Regions from separate parts of the Homo sapiens genome. Here all the other regions are linked to region 3. The links are chromatin contacts, found by Hi-C or POLR2A ChIA-PET in ENCODE. All regions are on one chromosome and are shown on one strand. The core of a region is the stretch at or near the end of the contact, and the rest is flanking DNA. Distances in the headings are between cores, read along the strand shown. Region 1 overlaps LOC105369705 (a long non-coding RNA gene). Region 2 holds the start of ITPR2-AS2 (ITPR2 antisense RNA 2). Region 3 holds the start of SSPN (sarcospan).

What was found. A loop is a pair of places that touch in the nucleus more often than their neighbours do. ChIA-PET counts read pairs that join two places held with the same protein, here RNA polymerase II (POLR2A). Pooled maps may share reads with other maps.
Region 1: a loop to region 3 is called in a map of gastrocnemius medialis, with 2.3 times the contacts of the local background. The contact joins the enhancer-like site here to the promoter of SSPN in region 3. A Hi-C loop is called at or near these places in 6 of 168 maps with a recorded cell type or tissue (B cell, aorta, ascending aorta and 3 more), 1 of 37 single-sample maps with no recorded cell type and 12 of 50 pooled maps. POLR2A ChIA-PET finds 5 or more read pairs at or near these places in 3 of 52 experiments (Caco-2, WTC11 and activated B cell).
Region 2: a loop to region 3 is called in a map of ovary, with 1.8 times the contacts of the local background. The contact joins the promoter of ITPR2-AS2 here to the promoter of SSPN in region 3. A Hi-C loop is called at or near these places in 2 of 168 maps with a recorded cell type or tissue (mammary epithelial cell and ovary) and 4 of 50 pooled maps. POLR2A ChIA-PET finds 5 or more read pairs at or near these places in 4 of 52 experiments (BJ, Caco-2, MCF 10A and 1 more).

Annotation. Positions count from the first base shown.
Region 1 is chr12:26,297,384-26,301,496 of GRCh38, reverse strand. It overlaps LOC105369705 (a long non-coding RNA gene), which reads right to left. Exons shown (of 6, transcript XR_007063249.1): 3 at 3,072-3,232; 4 at 304-374. Among named protein-coding and RNA genes, the nearest start is that of ITPR2-AS2, 19 kb to the left of the region's middle. Within about 2 kb of position 2,301, at least 11 of the 41 ENCODE cell types and tissues checked have a DNase peak (open chromatin) inside an H3K27ac peak, as active enhancers do; they include B cell and gastrocnemius medialis, where a contact is called at or near this core.
Region 2 is chr12:26,317,187-26,321,403 of GRCh38, reverse strand. It overlaps ITPR2-AS2 (ITPR2 antisense RNA 2), which reads right to left and starts at 2,480. Exons shown (of 6, transcript NR_199072.1): 1 at 2,400-2,480. RefSeq lists an enhancer at 2,738-2,787.
Region 3 is chr12:26,193,868-26,198,095 of GRCh38, reverse strand. SSPN (sarcospan) reads right to left here and starts at 2,523. Exons shown (of 3, transcript NM_005086.5): 1 at 2,145-2,523. The coding sequence starts at 2,423.

The DNA of each region.
Region 1 (4,113 bases), core at 1,052-3,551, 100 kb before region 3:
TACCCTAAAACTTAAAGTATAATAATAATAATAAATAAATAAATTAAAGAAAAAAAAGTGAGTAAGGCTGACTTAGCTCCTGAGAGCTGGGAATTCAGAGACACTAAAGTCCTGGTATTCTAAAAAATAAAGTGATCCCTCTTGCTTCCAAAAAAAAAAAAAAAGAAAATAAAAAAGAAAAGTATAATGTTCCAAATGCCGTAGTAAAAATATATAAATCCACCCAGAATTCCCCTTCCCATTTCCCCCCAATCAGGGTCCTGATGTTGGCATGAGACCTGCTTTGGCTGAAAGTTTAACCACCTTTGAAGTTCAGTCCTCAGATTATCAGGCTGGGCTCTGTCTCTTCTTGCAGCTTCAGGAGATGAGGACTTCTGCATGAAAACAACAAAACCACTGGCTCTTCCACTTAGCATTCAATTATCTGTTACTCAGATATTTGTTGTGTTTCTGCAGGGCATCAATGGCCTTAGCAATCAGTATTGAGGAATATCATTATCCTTTTAGCTATAATTTCCTTTGTATGCCTCAGAAACCTGATACATCATACCCTCTAGAGCATTCTTTGCTATCAGTACACCTTCCCAGTTCACCACCAGTAAAAGTTTAACCATCAGATCAACACACTGGGCCAGGGGCTATCTGTGATCCACCTTCCACCAGCAATGGTATCCAGTACCCTCACTGCCAGCTGGAAATGAAACTCTAACTTACTGTGTATTTCCTAGGACTACTCTTAGATTGGGTTCTCTAGAAGGAGACACTAAGACACATTTTGGGGTCAAGCCACATATTATGGATGAACACGCATAAAGGAAGAACAAAGAAACAGGATTAAACAGAGAAAGCTGAAGATGACAGGTAGCTCAAGGGCTAAGATTCCAAGTCAACAATCCTGCAGTGGCTGAAACAACCAGGCCTTTAGACCCACTTTTCTCTGGCATGGATGTAGACCACTCCTGCAAGGATGCAAGGCAAGGCAACTGAGGCAGACCCTGAAGAAGATGACAGCTGGACAATATCAGCTGATCACACTGTCCACAATTGGGTGGCAGGTCATTCCTTGAAGGGGGATCTGGACAACGTACCATAGGCCTGAGCTAAGACAGAACGCAATCAGGAGATGATAGTTGATAGACAGACAGATTGACAAATGGATATAGAGATGTGTGTATGCATATATATATACACACACATATGTATACTTGCAGACCAGAGAGAAGAGGAAGGAGGAGGGGGAGAAGGAGAAAAGAAATTATGGAATAACATTAATATTACTTATAAATCTAGAAGATTAATTTGCAAAGATCAAGGATTATGTGGCTGGATATTTGAAGAAAACAAAGTATTTGGACATACTGGCCAGGAGAAATGTTTTAAGCCTTCTGACAGAATTTTAAAATCTCCCTAATGTTGCAGATCAGTTGGACTTTATAGTGTAAATTTACAGAAGGCCAGTCCCATAAGATTTTGGTCTTTATCTCACAGCCTCATATTGTCAAAGGCAGGTCCAGAGAACATAGTGGGTGCACACCATGGTTTGGGGGTGGCATGATAGATGTGGCTAAGTGCCAAATGGATAAATGTGTCTAGGATGATGGGGACATTGTTGTAATTGCTGACCACGGACTTTAAGTTGAATGGGGCATTGAATGGAGTCAGAAGGGCTCCTATGTCCTGGTGTGACAGAAAGAAATGATAAGTGATTTAATCTAGCAGAAGGGTAGAAGAGGATTTTTAGTTCTTATGAGTGAGTGGAAGAGAGAACAGATGGGGAGGTTTCAAGAGAAAGATGAAAGGACAAATTTGAGATCTTGATTGGGACATCTCCCATGAAAAGACCCAGGATAAAGCTATGCAGGTGGAAAGTTGGTATAGATCCGAGATGAAAGCTGTTAAAATTACATAAGGCAAGAGAATGTGAGGAATGTCACCATCATTGTCATCAAGATGCTTTTAGTAAAGCCTGGAATAATCAGATTTGAATTTCAGGTTCTGCACAGAGCAAGGTAGTAGATGCTATATCTGGCCACTAGGAATTTACAATCTGCCCCCTCTGGGAGGAGATGAAAACCAGTCTCCCCATTCCTGGAAAAAAGACCTCACTTGTTTTTTGCAAACTGAGAGGAACCAGGAAAACATTTTGGTTACAAGTATTAGCCTAAAATGCTAAAATATGTTGAAACCTACTTTGGCGGACTGAGGGACAGAACACATTTTTAAAAACAGACGTCGAATGGCTTCTTCCTCTTTCACTTTCTGCCACAGTGTCTGCTAGGCAAGGAAAATGACTCATTAATAAATTTAGCCCTGGAGGCCTGACTCAGACTCATTCAGAAACCTCTTAACAACCACCTCACCCAATCTTACTCTACTTTAGCTAATGATATTCTCCAGCTTAGGCTGTCAGAATTATGCCTTACACATGGGTAATGGGTTTTATAGCTTGTACTAGAAGTACGCTAATAGTATGAATTCACATTTTAGTGATGTTAAAGCTGAATGAAGTGAATCACCTTAGGCTAAACATCGAAGAGAAGATGAGATCATACTTCTTATCCCCAAAATAGCAAGTGTCCACAGCAAAGCACTTAGCTCTAGAGCAGACACTCCAGTTGATAGGTTAAGGTCTGAACCCAGTGACCTCACAGAAATAACTACTACCAAATTTGAAGAAGTGGTAGCAGCTCTTTTAATGAGCAATTGAAGGGTAGAAATCATTTCTTATGAAATTTTGTATTTTCTGTTCCTAGCACAGAACTTGGTAATAGATATTCAAAGCAGATGTTTGTTAAATGATTGAATAAATGAAGTATCTTAAATAACAATTTTTTGGTGATCACTGTCATCCCAGAGAGGAAATAAGAAAATGCACACTTTCTAGTTAAGGCAAACTGTGCAGTTCTCAACAGTGAACTGTGCTCAGATCTAAGTATCAAGGATAAAGAAATCTATTGCATTGCAGCTCTTCAGTATCCTTGATCTTATTCTTTTGATTAGTGTTGATGCTAATATCCATGTAGTTTCTGGAGCAGAGGTAGGGGAGGAGCTCAACAGGATTTCAAACAGACCTCCAGCTTCCTGGCTTGGGCTCCCCAAAGCTTCAACTTTTTATATTTATCATCGAAATCTCAGAAGTTTCTATGGCATCCTCTGTGGTGTTAGTCCAGGTAGAGAATCATTGTGTATCATTGAGAAGTCAAATCCAACCAATTCATATTTACTGGCACATCTATAAGAAAGTAATTGAAGAGTTACAAGGTATAGGCTTTGCCTCACGTGTTTTAATCTACCTGGGAGGAACAGATATGAAAAATATGAAAAGATGACAATAAAAGCTGTTAATAGCAATTCAAGCTAATAAATACTTGTCACAGGGCAACATATGACATTCATCTCCCCTTTTCTTGATTCCTACCAGACCCCAACTTTATTAAAGTATCCACTCCTCCTAGGTGATGTGGGGGAGGTTCAGGTGTAGGTCCTAATTAGTATAAGACTTAGCATGTTCATTCTGATTGAGCCAACATTGGTGACATGCCCACTGCTGGACCAGTAACGGTTGCAATGCTACTGCCAGCAATGGGCATGCGACTGATGTTGGCTCAATCAGACTGAAAGGAGAGACTGAGTCACTGCCTGGGGAGAGAGTTCCTGCTCTCTGCCACTAGGTATAAACAAAGAAGTATGTTGCCCTAGCTGCTTTTGACAGCCATCTTATGCCCATGAAGAAAGCAGACATAGGATGGCAGTGTGGAGAAAACATGGAGCATGTCCTAACTCAAATCAACCTCGGAGCATGTCCTAACTCAGAGCTCTTGCTGTGCGAGATAATAAATTTCCCTTCTTGCTTAAGGTGGTTTGGTGGGGGATTTGTTTCCAGTAGGATCTTGAGGAGACAATGACCAATTGCCAAATGCGTGGGCAGATAATAATTACTGTGAGAGTCCAGAATGAGAAGAGTTCACATCAGGCTAGAGTGGTCAGGACAGCATTCAGAGAAACAGACGCGTTAAGAATGAATAGGGTTTGTACAGAGGAAGCGGCAGGAGAAAAGCATTCCAGTCAAAAATCAGAAGATGGAGGGAGTTTTAGGAGCAGAAAAGGAGTAGG
Region 2 (4,217 bases), core at 1,231-3,730, 120 kb before region 3:
TTATGGCAATTGCGTCCTAGCTGGTTACCCTCCTCTCATCTGTGACCGTGCCCGCTCCCAGCACACATAAGGCAGATCGTGTCCCTCCTCTGCTGAGAACCCTTCAAAGATGAGAGTCTTATCTGAAGCCACAGTGTCATCTTTGCTGATTCTCTAATATATCATGACGTGCTCTCACCTCAAGGCCTTGCATTTGCTCTTTTCTCTGTGTCACTTTTTCTGTTTTTTCTTTTCTTTTTCTTTTTTTTTAATATATATATTTTTTGAGACAGAGTCTCACTCTGTTTTGCAGGCTGGAGTGCAGTGGCATGATCTTGGCTCACTGCAACCTCCGCTTCCTGGGTTCCAGCGATTCTCCTGCCTCAGCTTCCCGAGTAGCTGGGATTACAGGCGCATGCCACTACACCCAGCTAGTTTTTGTATTTTTAGTAGAAACAGGCTTTCTCCATGTTGGCCAGGCTGATCTCCAACTCTTGACTTCAGGTGATCTGCCTGCTTTGGCCTCCCAAAATGCTGGGATTACAGGTGTGAGCCATCGCACCCAGCCTTCTTTTCTCTATTTCAAACATTTGTCCTGCAAGGATGCAAGTGGCTCACTTCCTCCCTGCCTTTTTGTCTCTGCTCAAACATCAGTTTATCAGAAAAAACTCCCCTAGTTACTCTATATAGAATTGCACTTCCTTTATTCTCTATCCTCTTACTCAGCCTTACTTTTCTTCATATTGATTATCACCCAGTATATTAAAACTCTGCTTATTGTTTACTCTCAAAAGAATGTAAACTTTTTGAGGGCAAAGACTTGATCTATTTTGTTCACTGCTGTTTTCCCAGTGCCTGAAACGTTACCAGACACAAAGTATGTGCTCAATAAAATGTATTTTGATGAGGATTCATACTTTGGTTTCTTCTGTGTGAAATGGAGATAATATGACTCTCTTTCACACTGGGACTTATCTGTTACAATGTTAGATTGTACTTCAGACTGCCTGCCAGGCCCTTGGGCCATCTTCAATAAGTCAGCTCAGGGAAGGCTGGTGTCCACTATTGACCTAAGCAAGCCAATGACAGCCTACACCTGAAGCAGAGAGCAGAAATGTTGAGATTATCGACTGCCCCTTGGCTTTGGTAAGAGGAATAAAAAATGGCTATGTTGTTTTAGAAAATATCACCTTGAAAGCTCCATGATGATGTACCAATTTGCTCTGATTGTCTCATAAAGCACCATTTTCCTTCCCCATATATTATGGAGCAGATGGCTCTCTTCTCAAAGGAAGCTGTGCCATTTTAAAACTTTTCTTCCCATGCAGGATGAGCCACTGGCTAAAATGGTGAGATCACCACCCATCCAGCCATGCTATTATAACCCAGGACACTCATGTAGGATTGAGGCCTGGAAAGTTAACTGCATGATTCCCAGGTGTTAGGGCTACTTACCAAGAATGCCTGCTTAACTTTGAAAGGAAGGTTTCCCTGGGAACATACATCCTGGTGAACAGGATCAGGTGTTGCTTAATAGATATTATGTAGATACAGAGTAAATGTCAGGCTTACATAGAGGAGTTGGCTGCTGAGGCAAATTTGTTCTTCAGCCTTGGCCAGCAACCCAGAATTTAAGGGAGGAGTCAAGGCCGGAAGCCACGTGCATTGAGGATCTAGGAAACCACCCACAGAGTCATCCTTCTTCCAGACTCAGCCTCCTCAGACAAAAAATCCCACTCTGTTCCCAGGCCGGAGAGCCTCCTGGGCTGGAATTGCTCAAGCCTCAGCTCACAGATGAGTCACTGTATTCATTTGCTCCACAGGTAGGCGTGTAGTTTGGCCCCATATGCAACAGACAGGCCAAGTTAACAGCAACTCGGGGAATTTCAAAATTGATTTTTATGGCAAAAAGAACACATGACCATTGTGATAGAAAATATTGGAACATACAGGCAAGCACCATAAATTTTAAAAAGAGCTGATAATCCCCAAACGCAGAGATTAAACATCATTAATAATTTCTTGTCTCACCTTCCAGGCTTTTGTCTATCCACCTGGGAGTACATATAGTGTAAAACAAATTGGATTATTCTAACAATGTTGTTTTACGGTCCTTCTCTATATACTATCCTACGGTGGACATTTTCCCAGGTCATTGATTATTCTGTTCTAGTGATTTTTTAATGGCCATACAACCTTCCAAAATAAAAATGTACCATAGTTTGTTGTACAATGCTTTACAGTTGAACATTTAGATAATTTTCAGTTTTTCGTTACTAAAGTTAACACTATGATGAGCATGATTGAACATACATATTTGTGTACGCCTCTGATTCCTGACTAAGAATAAATTCATTCAAATGAAATCATGCAACCAAAACATATGAGTATTTTCAAGGCTTAAAAAAGGTTTTACTTACTTATACTCCTACACTTGCGGCATGAAACAGGCCCTTTCCCAAAGGTGGCTTTTAGGTAAGGCTGCTTTGGTGGCCCAGACTAGGGTCCCCCTGCCTCTGATAGAGCTAAACTGTGCCGCAGGAAGCTGCCCCAGGGCAGCTGTGTGCAGAAGGCTGTTTTTGCCCCTTGGGGCCTTCCGGCTGCATTTTCTCATCTCTACAGCCGGGCCAGCTGAAGCATGTGGAGGTCAGGTGATGTGTGTGGGGTCATGCAGCCAGTGGTGACTCAGCCAAACCCACTCCAGCTCCTGAACCTTGCTCAGATCACAAGGCTGAGAGCACTCGCTTTCCCTGCAGCCCACAGTTTCCAAATAATTAAAAGAGGCTCCTTGTGCTTGAGTTTGTAGATATTAAGTTTTTGGAATGAGTGGTTCAGCCCCATGACCTTGTTAATTGGTGACACTAAATGCTGTATAATCCTGCCTTCCTTTTTCTTTCTGGAAACAATCAGAATAATTTGTTGAGCTTCCCTGCACTGTATAATTTGCAATGAAGCTTTGTGATGAGTCTATTCAGGTGCCCATCTGAGACTCAGATTCAAAGACATAACTGCTGAGCTGAATCAAAACAACAACTCTGGTACATCTGATTCATTATGACTCATGCATCAAACTCAAGCTGCCTATTAAGGTACTAGAACACTCTCACCAACATAAGAAAACCCCTGATGACAAAGATTGGCCAACTCTTGGGGATTATTGTCTCCTTCATCCATAATTCAGTAAGCCAAATTAAATTCAGGTGACCAATAGTTAAGTCAACCTAACAAGACTGTCTCTTCTCAGGTGGCTGGGCCAGCATGGGGGATGACTGCAGCTATTCCACAGGGAGTCTTTGCTTCCAGTGGTTTACTATCCCTGTATTACTCTCTGGAATGGAGCCTGTGAGCTCAAGGTCCTCTGTGGACATCATACTTTGTTCTGATTCTTAGCCATACACAGTGGGAGTTGAATCCCAGATGTCCTCTTATGGCCCAGCACCATTTGCACAGGGTTAAGAGAAAATGGAAGAGCATCAACCCATCCCCTCAGCTGGGAAATGACTCCTGACTCTTTTGCCAGGAGAATATATCAGTTACATCCTCTTTTGGGCATTCAGAGATGAGCCTAATATGTAAAAATTAAAGTAAACAGGCTGAAGAGACACCTACTTGTAGTATAGCTGCTGTATTATTTATCTGCATATATAAATGCACAGGCACGTAACCTAGCTGATTCTAAACTGCGTAGGTGAGTGTTTGCAGAACTAGGGGCTAGGAAGTTTTCTCAGTACCTATTTGCATGAGGCTGTGTTTCAGGAAGGCTTTTGGTTGTTAGCTGAAGGATGATGATGGAATTTAATGAGGAGTCCTTGGGACAGAGACTGAAATGGCGGGATGGCCTGGTATTTGGTTCCTATCAGGATATTGAGGGTGATTTGAGCTAGGAGGAATAAGGGATGACAGCCATGTCCTGGGCTTCGGCACTGCTCTGACACTCTGAAGGTCAGCAGAGTTGAAAGCCTTGCAGGTGAGCTGTTGGCATGGATGCCGGCGATGCTCGTGATAGGTTCTGCCAGTCATGGCAGGACTGAGGCTCCTTCAGAAGGTGTTGTGAGTAGAGGATGCTGAGGAGGGAGAGGGGGAGAAAGAGAAAGAATAAGGCAAATTCCACATGTGATTATATCTAATAGTCTGACTTATGAGTTCCTGTGGGAGAACTTAGAGGAAGTCCAGAAATACTTGGGGAGGCCTTACAGGGGTCTGCAGGGCAGGTTAGGCTAGAGCAGGAAACTCAGTTG
Region 3 (4,228 bases), core at 1,274-3,773:
CACTTTGCCATCTGCCTCGTTATCTTTTCCCTTCCCTGAAAGCTTGGAAGAGTGCCCTGTGACCAACCACAGACAGAGTAGTGAGGACAAGCAGAGCATGGTGTCTGTGTGAGACAGTGACACATGCCCAAATTCTGGCCCTGCTAGGATGAGAGTTGTTCCTGGCCTGGCTCCTCAGAGACCCTCCTCACTAGTCTCAGGACATCTCTACTAGCTGCTCTCCTCTACATAGATTCTCAGTTGAAAGAAAATCTAAGATGACAGATTTCATCAGGGCTATGTACTGAGAGCAAACTTCAAATGAATCCTAGATGATAAAAAAGAAAACCAGAAAGAGCAGAGACCTGGCTGTATATAATGCCCTTTGTGCAACACCCAGGGAGCTTCCAGGGCAATTAGGAACATCATCTCCCACAGGAGCTTTAGTTCATAAAATTTCTGAGTTGCATGGTTTTTATGTTCATGCCTTAAACCCTAAAATAAGTTTTTTCTCCATCTAATTTGCCTCTTTGGTGCTGAGCTTTTGAAGCTGCAATAAAGGAAGGATGGGGAACACATTTGCAAATGATATTTAAAAACACTGAATGAAAGAGCTTCATTCTTTGTTTGTTTTAATTCCCCTGGCATTAAAGGACAGACATATTTTCCCCCTGGGTATGTGGATCGTCATTGAGGTGCCTGAAATACCCAGTATATCTTACTGAAAAGCTATTTTTAAAATCACTTGATTTAGAAAACTCCAATCATGGTAATTTCATGGGAATTCTTAGTACAAAAATTAAAGTTTTAAATTACTATGCAAAAATTGTGTATTCAAATAATCTTAATTAGGAAATACCTCCATCGATGCATATATATCAGGTCTCTCTAATGTCTGTCCCTGATACAAAATTATTTTGAGGGACGTTTTGTGAGTTACAGTTCCTGTGGTCAGTAATAGCAGTAAGGATGCAATATGAGACAAGGAGTCAAAAATGTCATTTCTAGTCTCTCTTGATTCGACCACATTCAATCTCTGGGCTTGAGAATGTCATCTAACTTCTCTTAGCCTATTTCCTCACATCCAAAAGGAATAACAGTTCCCACTTCAAAGTGTTGTTTCGTGGCTCAAATGAAATAATGCATGTGAAAGAGTTTAATATGCTACAAGACACTGTAATATAACATAATATTAAAGTTACAAACCAAATGTGGTGGCAGTGTGGTTCAATGAGGAAAACGCAGATATAGTCTAGCATAAAGAGGAATCAGCATGGCTGAATGCTTTACCCACTCATGACCCTGGGTGAGTCTGGCCTGGGTTCCCTCATTTGAGAAGTGAGAATGATTAAAACGATCCCATCAGGACGATGTGGGGATTAGAAATAATATGTGTCAGGCCTCTAGCAGGGCGAGCACACAGTAGGTATTCAGTAAGTGGCACCCGTTTTACATTAAAGAATTCATTTAATCAAGCCAAGTATGCTACATGTTTCAACACTCACAACAGCTGAGTACTGTTCAACTTAGAACAGTACATCCATCGGTGGAGTCCCAAATATACTTCTGCCATGGCCAGCGCCCTGGGTTTATCCCACTTTAGACTCCAGTGGATTAAGGCTGTGCTTGCTGTATTCGCATTTCCTGCCTTAGCCCATCATTTCAGGAAACTTACTAATGGAGCCTCAGTTTAAAACATAAAATGAATGCTACTCAATGTGGCAACTCCAAGTACAGGCTTTCTCCTCTCCTGCTTTCACTAGATGAACTTAATTCACTTTTTGCCACTTGTTTAAGGACAGGGGTGGGGTCTGGGTAACAGGATAAGGAAAAAGCCCGAATGAATCCGCTGTTGTTATTGAGGCTGTTCAGTCTGACCAAAATAAGCAGCTTTTGAAATGAACTCCCCAGCTCCAGAGCGTCAGAGTCAGGCCCCGTGGAGGCGCTGGGAGCCGCGAGCAGGAGAGGGGCAGGAGCCCTATCGCGTCCAGCCCTGCCCCGCCCGGGAAAACCCAGTGCCCCACGCATCAGTCACCGAGCAGAGCGCGAGTTAGAAGAGTGAACCCGGGGAAGGGCACATGCAGCTGGGTTAGTCTCAACTCGACCATGCGACTTCGCATTCCTGTTTGGCAAACGCGCTTAGGCAAAACAGACTTGATGCTTACAATGATCCCAGCCCAAAATGGAGTGTCCCTGACTAGCAGGGAGGAGCTGATGCTCGCCATGAGGAAGCCCACCACGGTCACGGCGATGCCCAGGGCCAGCTGCAGCAGGGCGAGCAGCAGCGGGAACCGGCAGCCGCAGCAGGTCCGGGGCTCCTCCTCCCCGCACTCCTTGGGGGCCCCCGTGCCCTTCTTCGGCTCCATGTCGTCGGGCCCAGCGGCGTCCGCGGCCGGCGGGCCCCCCTGCCTCTGCTGGCCGCGTGGCTGCTTGTTCTTGCCCATGGCGCTGCGAGGCTGGGTGGGTGGGTGGGTGCGTGTGCGGCGCCCTGGGCCCTGGAGCGCGGCGCACGGCTGGCTCGGCCTGCCCTGGTATTCGAATTATGGAGGCTGAACAAATATGGAAAACATTTGGAGCCGACTCACCGAGCCTCCAAAGGCCACGGGGAGCCCGCAGCAGAGGGGGGATTCGAGGGGGGTCGCCAACTGCCAACGCGCCGGGACGCAGCGCCTGCCGGGCCCCGGGCAGGATTTGCAGGTCGCCCGCGGAAACCGGCGCGGGTCCCTTGGCCGCCTGAACCTCTGCACTTCAGACAGGCTGCGAGTGCGCGCGTGTGCGAGTGCGGGGCGTCTGTTTTCCTCACTCAAAACTCCAGGATTGTTTTGGTTTTGCTTTCTGTGAAGTGCAATGCAAGGTGATGAATGTTGAAATCGTTTGAGCTTAATTAATACACAGTTTAATCCAAAATAGGCACTGCTGGGCTCTAAGCTGCGAAGTCATTTCCAGAAGTTAAGTCGTTGTTACTTTCCTACAGAGGCACAGGCTCTTTTCTTCCTACTTTCTGTAATCCAGCTGACAAATGAATAAAGGCATTTTTCGCATTTAGGTGTTTTTGAATCTTTCTAAAGATATTGGACTAATTGTGAACTCTCTTTCACATATGTTATTAATTATTATTATTATTTTCCAAACAGGGGCTCACTGTGTTGCCCAGGCTGGAGTGCATTGTCACCATCCTAGCTCACTGCAGCCTCAGACTCCTGGACTCAACAGCTTCTCTCTCCTCAGTCTCCAAGTGGCTGGGACTACAGGCAATCACCACCACATCTGGCTAATTTTTTAAAATTTTTTTCATAGAGATGGGATCTCATTATGTTGTCCAAACTGGTCTTGAACTCCTGGCTTCAAGGGATCCTGCTGCTTCAGCTTCCCAAAGTGCTGGAATTACAGGCGTGAGCCACCATGCACCCGGCCTCTCACGTGTATTTGTTTTTAAAAGCTCTGTTGGCTCACGCCTGTAATCCCAACACTTTGGGAGGCCGAGGTGGGCGGATCACAAGGTCAGGAGTTCAAGACTAGCCTGGCCAACATGGTGAAACCCCGTCTCCACTAAAACTACAAAAATTAGACAGGCGTGGTGGCACGCACCTGTAGTCTCAGCTACTCGGGAGGCTGAGGCAGGAGAATCGCTTGAACCTGGGAGGCAGAGGTTGTAGTGAGCCGTGATCATGGCACTGCACTCCAGCCTGGGCGACAGAGCAAGACTCCTAGTTAGTCTTCACTCATCTCCACAACAGTGCTTAGGGGGATTGGATTGACCATCTTAGAGATAGACGCTTTTACTCAGTCAATATTTAAGAGTTATTTTTAAAGCACCTACAATGTGCTAGGATATAAAGATGTTCAAAATAGACTTGGTCCTGGCCCAGAGTCACAGAAGAAATCAATAAAACTGATTATTCTTATTCCCGCATACCTCTACTCAGTAGCACTTAGAGCAAATTTCAGCGAAACCACTAAAAAATGATCCCATCACTTTGGGGGTATTTATATCTCCTTTGGTATGGTCATTGTAACATTCAGAAAGCTATATTCAAAAATAAGTGATGTTGCCAAGATGTTAGGATAAAGGCTACTCCTAGCTTGTTTGCTATTGGAAAATTTAAAGAAAATCCAATTCCCTGCTGTTTGCTTTAGAATTAGAAACTAATCATCATCAGCTCTTTTTGTAAACTGCCAAGTCCCCACAAAAGTAACTTTGAAGACAAAAAGTATGTACTTCACCCTTACTTATTTTATGAACTTAGGT